3 separate regions of the Homo sapiens genome follow, and all the other regions are linked to region 3. Evidence: chromatin contacts called from ENCODE Hi-C or POLR2A ChIA-PET data. All regions are on one chromosome and are shown on one strand. Each heading gives the region's core, a stretch centred on a gene start or an enhancer-like site at or near the end of the contact. The rest is flanking DNA. Distances are from core to core; before and after follow the strand shown. Region 1 overlaps SYN3 (synapsin III). Region 2 overlaps SYN3 (synapsin III). Region 3 overlaps SYN3 (synapsin III).

Evidence for each region. A loop is a pair of places that touch in the nucleus more often than their neighbours do. ChIA-PET counts read pairs that join two places held with the same protein, here RNA polymerase II (POLR2A). Pooled maps may share reads with other maps.
Region 1: a map of heart right ventricle shows a loop between it and region 3 (4-fold over the local background). The contact joins two enhancer-like sites. A Hi-C loop is called at or near these places in 1 of 168 maps with a recorded cell type or tissue (heart right ventricle) and 3 of 50 pooled maps. POLR2A ChIA-PET finds 5 or more read pairs at or near these places in 3 of 52 experiments (BJ, HepG2 and IMR-90).
Region 2: a map of heart right ventricle shows a loop between it and region 3 (3-fold over the local background). The contact joins two enhancer-like sites. A Hi-C loop is called at or near these places in 4 of 168 maps with a recorded cell type or tissue (PC-9, heart left ventricle and heart right ventricle) and 3 of 50 pooled maps. POLR2A ChIA-PET finds 5 or more read pairs at or near these places in 1 of 52 experiments (HepG2).

Annotation. Positions count from the first base shown.
Region 1 is chr22:32,698,261-32,702,274 of GRCh38, forward strand. All of the region lies in intron 6 of SYN3 (synapsin III), which reads right to left. Among named protein-coding and RNA genes, the nearest start is that of TIMP3, 100 kb to the right of the region's middle. Within about 2 kb of position 2,373, at least 9 of the 41 ENCODE cell types and tissues checked have a DNase peak (open chromatin) inside an H3K27ac peak, as active enhancers do.
Region 2 is chr22:32,762,791-32,766,241 of GRCh38, forward strand. The region is part of intron 6 of SYN3 (synapsin III); the gene reads right to left. Among named protein-coding and RNA genes, the nearest start is that of TIMP3, 37 kb to the right of the region's middle. RefSeq lists an enhancer at 1,108-1,618. Within about 2 kb of position 1,766, at least 11 of the 41 ENCODE cell types and tissues checked have a DNase peak (open chromatin) inside an H3K27ac peak, as active enhancers do.
Region 3 is chr22:32,526,643-32,530,180 of GRCh38, forward strand. SYN3 (synapsin III) reads right to left here. Exons shown (of 14, transcript NM_003490.4): 11 at 2,232-2,366; 12 at 1,276-1,363. Among named protein-coding and RNA genes, the nearest start is that of SYN3-AS1, 47 kb to the right of the region's middle. RefSeq lists enhancers at 2,244-2,745, 2,746-3,245. Within about 2 kb of position 1,854, at least 4 of the 41 ENCODE cell types and tissues checked have a DNase peak (open chromatin) inside an H3K27ac peak, as active enhancers do.

The DNA of each region.
Region 1 (4,014 bases), core at 1,123-3,622, 170 kb after region 3:
CTGAAGGGGTTTGACATCACATATCTGCATGAATCTCTATTGATCATGGTTTTTCTCCCCCGTTTCTTTGGCTGAGATGCTAACCAGAGCTTCTCTATCACTCTTACCTTATCAGAATTGTGTACAAAGTTCTGCCAACTTATATCCACTCTATTCTCTACCTGTTCATCTCCCATAAAATCTCTTACCGTTTCTTTCACAGAACAATTCATCCTTGCCCCAGATGTGGAAGCCCCACATTCCAAACCCAAAAATGTGGCAAAGTGTTTTTTTTGCTGTTGTTGTTGTTTGAAGGACCTACCTCCTTAAAAGCTAGTGTTTTATAAATAATAACTCTTGTTTGTTTTTCTTCATCATTAGAAAGTCTGTAAAGGGCAATGATGGTGGATTATTAGTTCTGTTATCCTTAGTACCTAGCAAAGCTCCAGAATCATTTTAGGTAGTTAGTAAATGCAATTGGAAATACACATTGTTATTGAAAGAATTTTAGAGCATCTATATACCCTTAATATCACTCTTTGGTGATTAACTGAGAGCTAACTGTAGGAAGTAAATACTATTTATCTTCTCTGTACTTGAAGAAGATATGGGACATTAATTTCTGCAAGTACTCAGTGGCATGAGATGGAGGAGGGTAGATAATGTGTTCCAGGATGGGGGGGTGACACATCATCTTCATTTTATCTACCCAAGGTTGTGAGGCCCCAGTAGGTCATCCGTGTCCAAAGTTAGAAAGCCAATAAGAGATTGACCGGAGACAAACATCTGGACTTACTCTCCACTGAACCAGACATTCAGCCTTGGCGCTAGACGCTCTGAAACTTGGCCGGGCTTCCCACAGAGCTTGGCCCAGGGTCTCCAGTGGCTCCATTGAGCTTGGCGGAGCACATTGACAGAGTTGGCCCAGAAAGACTCCAGGACAACACCCAAACTCCACAGTGCCCCCACCATGGAGTACTTGTTTTGGGGGGCTTTACGTGATGGAGGGCAGGGTGTGGACAGCCCCTGGCATGTAGGCTGAAGTTGGTTCTGACAACCCAGACCTCCACATGGGCCGTTGGGCTCCCCTGAACCCTGCTGGGCTCAGTTCAGGAGAAATGCTCTTGCCAATGGGCAGGGAGGCTTAGCATTCCACCCCTGCTCTTTTAATCCCCTCTGTGCAGGAATGTTCCACTGCAGAGACAGCAGAGCTTGCAGAGACAGGAGGTGGTGCCAAAAGGGAGAGAGTGGTGGAGAAACAGTTTTGATGAGATTTAGGGTGGTGTGTGTGCAGGGATGGGGGTAGGTGCTGAGTTAGGCTCTACCATGGACTCACTGTGTGACCTTGACCAAGTCACATTGCTCTCGGGGCCCAATTTGTTTACCTTCAAAAGATGAGGATAGACAAAAAAGATACAAGATTCATTTCTGGATAAAGCTGTAAAATTCTAAAAGCTGTTTTACTTGTGAAGTCCAAAGTAAGATTCTGTTTTTCATCTACAGGGCCTCTCCTCTAGAGAGATTTGTATACAAGTGCATTTGTAGGAAACAGGGTGTCTGTCTTAATGGGAATATCAGAGTCTACCTCTCATCTCAGTTCTAGAATTTTAAGCACCTTGAGGCAAGGTCTATGACTCATACCGCCCAGGACATAGAATTCCTCTGAATGTAATAAATAGAAGAGCACTTTGAGGTCATCGAATCCAATCTTCTTAGTTTTAGATGGGGGATAATGGGACCAGAGAAGGGAAGTTGTTCTCTCAATATTATACAATGAATCTCAGGCCCGGAACTCAGGTTCTCTGCTCCTAGAACAAAGCTTGTTCCAACAATCGAAAATTTCTGCCTGAAATTTTGTATACGGTCTCTGAATTCCAAGGCTTTCAGATGCTTCCTCTTTTTAAAATAGGCTTGACTCCTCCCTCCTTTGGGCAACTTTCAGGTTAACTCAGGGATTGACTATGGAGACTATAAGAGTCTTAAGCTCATGTGAAGTCTGTGAAATTCCACAGGCTTAAAGTATCCCTTGGGAATCTGAGAGATTTTGCCCAAGTAGCCCAAGCCTTGGACAGCAGCCTCCCTGGAAGGGATGTGGCTCCTGCATTATCTGGTCCCAACTCCAGCTCCAGGATAGGATCTCTGAGCTGACATAATACGGCCCTATTGTAAACAAGGGAGGGTCATGACCCTCCACAAATGACTAACATGCTAATTTGAAAAGTCTGCCTGGACTAGAAAAACAAACAAGAACAATGAAATTTAAGGCAACATTTTAGACAACCAGGAGGCAAGGGGAAACTCAGAAACATGAAAAAAGGAGTCCCCAACAGCTATTGTCCCTTTCATAAACACTCACTAAGCACCGGTCACGTGCCAACCAATGCATCAGCCAACACAAGAGGAAAACACATCAAGCCAGCCCTCTAAGACCTCACAATTCTAGGGGATTAGACAAGCACTCATATGGCCAGTGCTTCTAGGCTGTAAATGAAAAATAGCTTTAAACACCATGTAATAGGAAGCAGCCTCAGCCCAGATTTCTGTATTGAACTTCAGACCAGCAGCCTGCCTAACATCAACCACTTGGATGTCTCATAGGTAACGCATCTTCAAAACAGATCTCATGGTTTTTCACCCCAAATTTCCACTGTTCTGTTAGAATAAGTGACACCATCATTTACTCAGTTGCTCATTCCAGAAATGGGAATCATCCTCGATAACTACTTCTCCCTCGTTAACTCCTCATATTCATTCAATCAATCCCTAAGTCCTATAAATTCTAAACATATTTTAAATATGCCCCATCTTAACTGCTGCTTCCCTGAAAGCAAGTCAACATGATCACTTTTCTCAACAGACTCAGAATTAGCCTTCTAGAATCCACTGTTGTTTCTAATCTGTTCTCTGCAGAGTAATAATAAGACTGATTTTTAAAGAAACACACACAGTTGATTGAGTCACACTCTTGCTTAAAAAGCTTCAATGAGGACTTGTGATTCCATCCATGAATAATTAGCTGTTACAGAAACTGCCCTCCCACTGATGCAATTACTTAACTGCTCATCAGAACAAAATCTAGTATTCTTGAAATACACACAACAAAATCCACCACCTAAGAACATAAAAATCACAATACCCAGCATCCAGTAAAAAATTACCAGGTATGTAAGAAAGCAGAAAAATATAACCCATAACCAGGAGAAAAATGAATCAACAGAATCAGATCAAGAAATTATAAGAAGGTTGAATTTGTAGACAAGGACCATTAAAAAGCTGCTATTAAGTCTTACAAATATGTCCAAGGATATAAAGAAAAACATGAAGCTGATGAAGAAAGAGGTTAAAGATGTAAAAGGATGCTCATAGAATTTATAGAGATAAAACATATAATATCTGAAATGAAAAATACATTTAAGTGAAATTAAATGCAAATTATATACTATAGAAGACAACTGAAGTTGAAGCTGTAGCAATAGAATCTACCCAATATAAAGCACAGAAAAACAAAACAAAACAAACAGTGCCGCAGTGAGCTGTGGAACAATAGCAAACAGTCTGACATTATGTGTTATTGGAATCCCAGAAGAAGAGAGGGGAGTACAGAAAAAATTATGAAAATATTAATGAAAAAAATGTTTCCAAACAATGGAAATTTTAAACCCAAGAAGCTCAATGAACCTGAAATAAGAAGAAAAAACACAAAGAAAACCATACTGAGGAACTTATTTTTGTGTGTGTGATTTAAGTATTTTCTTGATTTTCTTTCAGGAATAAATTCATGTATTTATTTTCAATATTTTGGTAACACATAATAGATATGGACAATGTAGACAGTAAACAACAAATCTAATTATTTACGTATTATCTTCTGAAGCGTAGAGACTTAGTGACAGGAATGTCTAATCCATTGTTGAGCTCATTGATTCCCAAGATAAAAATAAAGTAATAGAAGCATCGGCCAGGCGCTATGGCTCATGCCTGTAATCCCAGCACTTTGGGAGGCTGAGGCGGGTGGATCACGAGGTCAGGAGATCG
Region 2 (3,451 bases), core at 516-3,015, 240 kb after region 3:
CCTTCTTTCTGAGCCTCAGCTTCCCCATTTGTAAGGTAAGGAAAATAGTAATCATCTCAAAGGGCTGTTGAGAGAATGCACAGGGAAGAGCTTGGTAAGCCAGAAAGCATGAGTCAAATAGGAGATACTTTCATTACTCTAGACACTTAGGAGCAAGGAATATTAATCACATAGTCCTCAAGGGGACCAAGGCTAAATAACAATAGCTACAATAACAACAATTAGTATCTTATTGAGTGCTTACTATGTGCCAGACACTGTTTTGAATGCTTTGAATGTATGAACTCATTTCATCTTTTTTTTAAAGTGTAACATAACATATACACAGTAAATTAGTAAAGTGATCTATTTTTTGTTGTTGTTGTTTTTTTTTTGAGATGGAGTCTCACTCTGTCGCCCAGGCTGGAGTGCAGTGGCACTATCTCAGCTCACTGCAAGCTCCGCCTCCCGGGTTCACGCCATTCTCCTGCCTCAGCTTCTCGAGTAGCTGGGATTACAAGCGCCTGCCACCACGCCTGGCTAATTTTTTTTTTGCATTATTTAGTAGAGATGGGGTTTTACCATGTTAGCCAGGATGGTCTTGATCTCCTGACCTCATGATCCGCCTGCCTTGGCCTCCCAAAGTGCTGGGATTACAGGCGTGAGCCACCACGCCTGGCCAAGTGCTCTAATCTTAAGAGTACTTCTTGATGAAGTTTTACATTGGTACATATCATATGAGCTCATTTAGTCTTCAAGGCAACCCTACACTGTTTATTTCCATTTTACAGATGTGAAAACCGAGGCAGAGCCAGGACTCAAATCCAGACAGTCTGCATGCTGGTAGCCATGCAGTACTGCCCGGGCAATCCAGTATATCGAGATGGAGAGTGTCTGGAGTGACTGGGAGTCTGACAGGTGAAGCCAATGGAGGATTCTGCCTTAGTAGGAAACTTTTTTTCTGTTTGTTTTTGTTTTGTTTTTTCACTTCCCCAGGTGAGGAAAGGCCAGGATCCCAAGCTCAGGGAAGAAAGTAGATGAAGCTGAAAGGAAAGGGGAAGGAGATCAGGGTATGGAAAAGCAGGCTGAGATAGTAGGGGGAGGATTTGAGGGAAGCGGACAATTGCTGCTGATGACTGATGCCTCCAAAATTTGGTGTAGAAGCCCCCCCCCCCTTTTTTTTTTTGAGACTGAGTCTCACTCTGTCGCTCAGGCTGGAGTGCAATGGCGCAATCTCGGCTCACTGCAACCTCTGCCTCCCGGATTCAAGTGATTCTCCTGCCTCAGCCTCCCGACTAGCTGGGATTACAGGCATCCACCACCACACCCAGCTAATTTTTGTATATACTTTTTAGTAGAGACGGGGTTTCTCCAGGTTGGCCAGGCTGGTCTCGAACTCCAGACCTCAGGTGATCCACCCGCCTCGGCCTCCCAAAGTGCTGAGATTACAGGTGTGAGCCACTGTGCCTGGCGAAGACCCCATTTTTAATCAGCTTTCTTAAGGAACTGGCAGACAGAGGATCAAGCACAGAAACAAAATGTCCCCGTTTTCTGTAACTGCTCACCACTCCCAGGCTGGGGCCCACTCATTTCCCCATGGATGTCACCCCCAACCCCCAACTTCACCCTTTGTAGAGAAGCCGGCAAAGACTGCGTTGAGAAAGCAAGTTTGGAAGAGAATGACCCAACAGCCTCACTGCTGCGGGTGCTGGAGGAACCAGTGGGCTGCTTTCGGATCACGAGAAATGGATCAGAAACGCAGCAGAAGGCAGCCTCGTGGCCTGGAAGAACACTGGGCTGGAAGGCAGGTTCTGGTCTTGGCTGGGGTTCCAGTGTTGGCTCTGGCTGTGGATTTACATAATCTCCCGCTAATATCCCAAACTGGGGGAAGTCACGTGATGTCTCTGACTCTTGGTGCCTCCCCACTATGGAATTAGGGGCATTTAAAACTTACTGCAAATTCTATCTCCTGACTGGAGACCCCAAGGCGTGAATCTGAACTCAGCCCCTTCAGCAGGTTGAAGTTCACATGTGTGAACATTGCAGTGGTGGGGAGCAATGGCAAGCCTCTGCCATCTGTCCTCATTCTGATTCATGGACATTCTTCCTCCCTCATAGTCTCTCTCCTCAAAGCTCTTAAGTAGGTTGTGAAATCATGACTGAGCCGATTGACATCATCTCCTTATTTGGGAGGCAGGAAGTTGTTCCCCACCCCCACCCTCTTGTCCTTCCAGGGCCCCATCCTGCGCCCCCACCCCACCCCACTGTCCAGTTTCCGGCTTCCTGAGGGTCTTTGAGACCTCGCCGTTTGCTGGCCTGGATGACAACTATTTTTCCCTGGTTTGAGAGCGAGAGAGTGTGTGAGTGTGGACTGTGTGCACCAGAGGGCCAGAGAGGCAGTGGTGAGGGTCACTCAGAACAAGCCAGTCCCAAGAAGTTAAAATTAGCTCTGGGAACTGGAATGTCGGGGTCTTCAAGGAGCAGCAGCTGTGAAAAGAAAGTACAAGGCGAGGAAAGAAAATACACCCCATCCCACACCCGCCACAAACCTCGCTCGCCCACTTCATCTGCCCTGGGGTCTCTGCAGCTTCTCACTCCTCCCGGGATATCTCTGGCCAAGTCCTTGAGGCCGATCAGTGGGAATTTCCCCCTGTATGCTGTCATTTTCCTCTCTGGTAACCACAGAACAAGGTGGCTGAGGATTCCTGATAGGACAAGGTTTAATTGAAAAACAGGAAAGTGGAGGACAACTTTGGGGCTGGGGTGGTGACGATAATGAGAAAATGACAGGCGAGAGGGTGACAGTGGAGGAGGGTCGCATAGCAAGGAGGGTTCGCCACAAACGGAAACTACTCCTGGGAGAGCTGGACACGTGAGCGTTAAGAGTTTGGGCATGGCTGGCAGGAGCGGGAGGCCTGGGAAAGGCTAGAGATAGAGAAGGGGAGGAGGAAGGCTGGGGGACTGTGCACCCCTTTGCACAGAGACAAAGATTGGGTGTTCAAAAAAAGATCACACACCACTGAATGCAGGATCTTGTGTTTTTGAATGGTTGGAGCTTATGTGTCAAACTCAGGCTGTGTGGAAGAACCTTAGAGAAGGGCCAGGAGCCAATCTGAGATGGAGAACTTATAGAGAGTAATCCCTTATAAGCTGGGTCTGAGATTCCAGTCCTGTAAACCCAGGGGCCCTCCAAGCACTAGGCTTCCTCTTCCAGCTCTTTGTCCAGATGAGAGAGGCTGGTTTTCAAGGTTTTTGTTGTTGTTGTTCATTTGTTTGGTTTTTGTTTCTGCTGAAAAACCAGGTAGCTTGCACCTCTGTGGTTTGGAGAACTGGAGGAGGTATTTGGAGCCATACAATTCTGCCCGACATGGGGAGAAAGACTGGGGCGTGGGTGAGATATAGAGCCTTTGGAAAAGGCACTTAGGGAAGGGATCAGGTGGAAGTGGGTATGTGCTGAGCACCTTTTGTGCTT
Region 3 (3,538 bases), core at 604-3,103:
GTAGCTGGGATTACAGGTGCACACCACCACCACATCTGGCTAGTTTTTTTGTATTTTTAGTACTGATGGGGTTTCACCATATTGGCTAGGCTGGTCTCGAACTCCTGACCTCGTGATCCGCCCGCCTCGGCCTCCCAAAGTGCTGGGATTACAGGCCTGAGCTACCGCGCCCGGCCTCTGATAGGTTTTTAAGAAGATCCTTAAAAGATTGCAGCGAGACTGCCTGCTTTGGTTTCTTGGTGCACAGGTGCTCTGAAGCTCCATGCTGGTGCCAGAGCGAGTGTGCCCAGGAGGTTTTGATTGCAAGAGAGGATACGGGGCGGATTTCTCTCAAGACTGCATGCAAGAATATCAGAGCAGCTGATATTCTTTGAGAAAGTTAGTTAGCCATTGCCCTGATTGCTTTTCATCTTTTTACAATAGTTTGTCCATTCTCTAATAAGTGGTGGAATGTAGTAATGCTGGAATATATTTGAGGAGGAATTTCAATGGCCAAGGTTTTATAGATGATCTTCCCTTTTTCTATCTTTCTTACTCTAGCTGGTCGACTCACAAATCTATCATCAGGCACCACTCATTGAAATGAATAAACACTTCCTAGGTTTGAAAGGTCTGAAAGGCCAGACTTGTAAATCTACCATTTTCTGCCTCCTTGGGCAAAGCCTCAACTTTTACCTCGCAGTAGAAAGGCTCACGCCTGTAATCCCAGCACTTTGGGAGGCTGAGGTGGGCGGATCACCTGAGGTCAGGAATTTGAGACCAGCCTGGCCAACATGGTGAAACCCCATCTCTACTAATACTACAAAAATTAGCTGGGCGTGGCGGTGTGCACCTGTAATCCCAGCTACTCAGGAGGCTGAGGCAGGAGAATCACTTGAACCTGGGAGGTGGAGGATGCAGTGAGCCGAGATCGCACCACTGCACTCCAGCCTGGCGACAGAGCAAGACTCTGTCTCAAAAGAAAAAAAAAAAAAAGGAAATAATGACATTTTCACTGCAGGACGGCTGGGAAAATAAAAGTGAGAAAATAGGTGGGACATTCCCTGGCACAGTGCTTGGTGCATATTAGGTTCTTAATAAATTAACCTTCTATTTCCCTTCTCCTTTCTTGACTTTTTAAAGAGTTTGACCAACCCCATAGTCTCATTCATTCTGTGGATAAAGTATTCAGGTGCATTTTCCCAGAGCCCCTTGTGGGAATCACATGTGGATCCCTCGGTGCATTTCAGCACCCTCACTGCATGCTTTCTTGCAGTGGCTCGTCCTGGGTCATACCTTGCGGAGGTGGGCGTGGCTGGGGCTGGCCTAGCTGAGGCCCCAGCTGGGCTTGCCCTGGGGATTTCGCTGATTTAATCTGTGGAGCCTAGAGCAGAAGAGAAAAGAAGCCTGTTGGTATCACCACAGCCCTTTACTTCCTGGGTGAGAGGGCAGCATTTATGAAGATCTTTTTATCATTGAGAAGAGACTCTTACACATAAAGTGTACAGTTCTGGAGTATACAGTGTAGTGAAGTTCTATATGTGTATACGTCGGTGTAACCACTGCCCAGATCAAAACAGAGGGCATTCTCTGCGATAAAGCCTGCCCCGTGCCCCTTCCCAGCCAGCAGCCCCGTCAGTATAATAACTACGATTCTGATGTTTGTTATCATAGATTACTTTCTGTGGGGAAATCTGGGGTGGGAGGTGGAAGTTTGGGGACTTGCTTTTACATAAAGCTGGGGAGCTGGCAAATTCTTTGGAGAGCAGTCTGGTAATCCATGGTGGGAACTGTGGAGGGGAGGAGCGACGTGGGAGCTCATCGAGGTTGGGGAAAATGGGAGACACAATAGCGTCCATTGACTGGTTCCCTGGGAGCACACAGAGGGCTTGTGTGTCCATATGCTCTCGCACACGCACGCACACACATCCTGCTCAGGCCCAGCACCGAGGGCACAGAAGGGACAGCAGTCGATCATCTCTGCCCACAGTGCCCAAAGGCCATTTGAGACAAGATTGTTCTCCCCAGGATGGTGAAGAAGGGAAGGGGCCTCTGAAAGCCTCCTCAATTCACTTACTGGGGCAGGCTGTGAAAGCTCTCCCCAATGTCTGGCCTTCGTCCACACCCCCATTCCTTCTCCCCAAGGTGGTTTCTTCCTGGGGGTATCCCCTTTGGATCCAGGGGCTCCCCATTTCCAGACAGCCTGGCATTTCTCATGGCTATAAAGTCTCCTTTGATCGTGAGGGTCTTACCCAAGGTCTGAGGGGGGAGGGCGCTGTGCCTCCTGGCATCGGGAGCTGGCTCATTTTGGAGACAACAAGGTCGGCCATCAGCTGTCTGTCCTCTTCCACATGCTCTCCAATCAGCGGCATTGAGCTGTCCATTACCTGTGGGGAGGAAGGGAGAGCTGAGGGACCCCCATGCCAGGAGAGATGGCGGTTGGGCATCACATCCCAGAAGTGGGGGCTCAGGGCTCAGGACAGAAGTGACCACCAGATGGCGATGTCCTCCATGCAAATCACCTCCAGCTGGGACTGGCCGGCAGCGACATCAGTTCCCTTCGGTTCAGTCTAAACCACTCCCTGGAGGTAGTTCAATTCGGCCCACGTTTGCTGGATGACAGCAATGCGACAAGGGCCAGGGAGCCTCTGCCGACCTTTTCTGTGCTTTTCTTTGGGGAGCCGCTCTCCGCCCCCTCCTTTCTCACCCTGGCCCCCTCCCAGGGTCGGGGCTGGCCACCTCTCCTTTGGCCCCAGGTCAAGGCTGCTTTCCACAAAGCAGAAACAGTAAAGGTGGGGGCTTGATCATGACAAAAATATGACGCGGGCTGGAGTTGACCCAGGGTTCAGAGGAAAGAGGGAAGAGGAAAGGCCTGTTTTCCGAGGCCCTGGCAAAACACAGGCGGGAGGGAAAAGCATTCCACAGGGAGCTGGGCTGTTCTCAAAGTGCTTCTATCGGGAGGAACCTGAGGGATCCGAGTTTCCCCTTCTGCTGTTTTTACAAATAGAGCAACTGAGGCCCAGAGATGGGAGGGGACTTGCCCAAGGTCACACAGGCCAATGCTCCACGTGATTCCCTGGGCATGGGAAGCTATGGGAGATCTGGAAGGGGTGTCTGTCAGGCCTTGGCGCATCTGCGGAACAGCTGGCCGCGTCACCCTCTCTGCTCCACTGCAGGAGTCGGCGGCCTGCATTCACCCACGCCACCCCATCAGACTCACCGTCTTGTCTCCCCTGTTCCCACGCTCTGGACATATTAGGTTTTCTCTCTCCTCCAGGTTCTTATGTAATCCCTCTACCCACTCCTTACCTGGCCAACTCCTTTCATCCAACAGGGAACAGCTAACTAGGTCTTCCTCCAGGAAGCCCTCTCTGATAGTGCAAGCTCTGACGAGCCACCTGACAACTGTATCCTGCCGTTCTCACCTGGTTTCACACGGGACAGCTTATCCACGGCACTGTCACCCCTTGCTTACTATGTCTCCACCACCAGACTGGGAGCCCCCAAGGTTAGGAATGGGCCCCGTGTCCTGCTAAGCAGGTGTGCCCTCCACAGACAC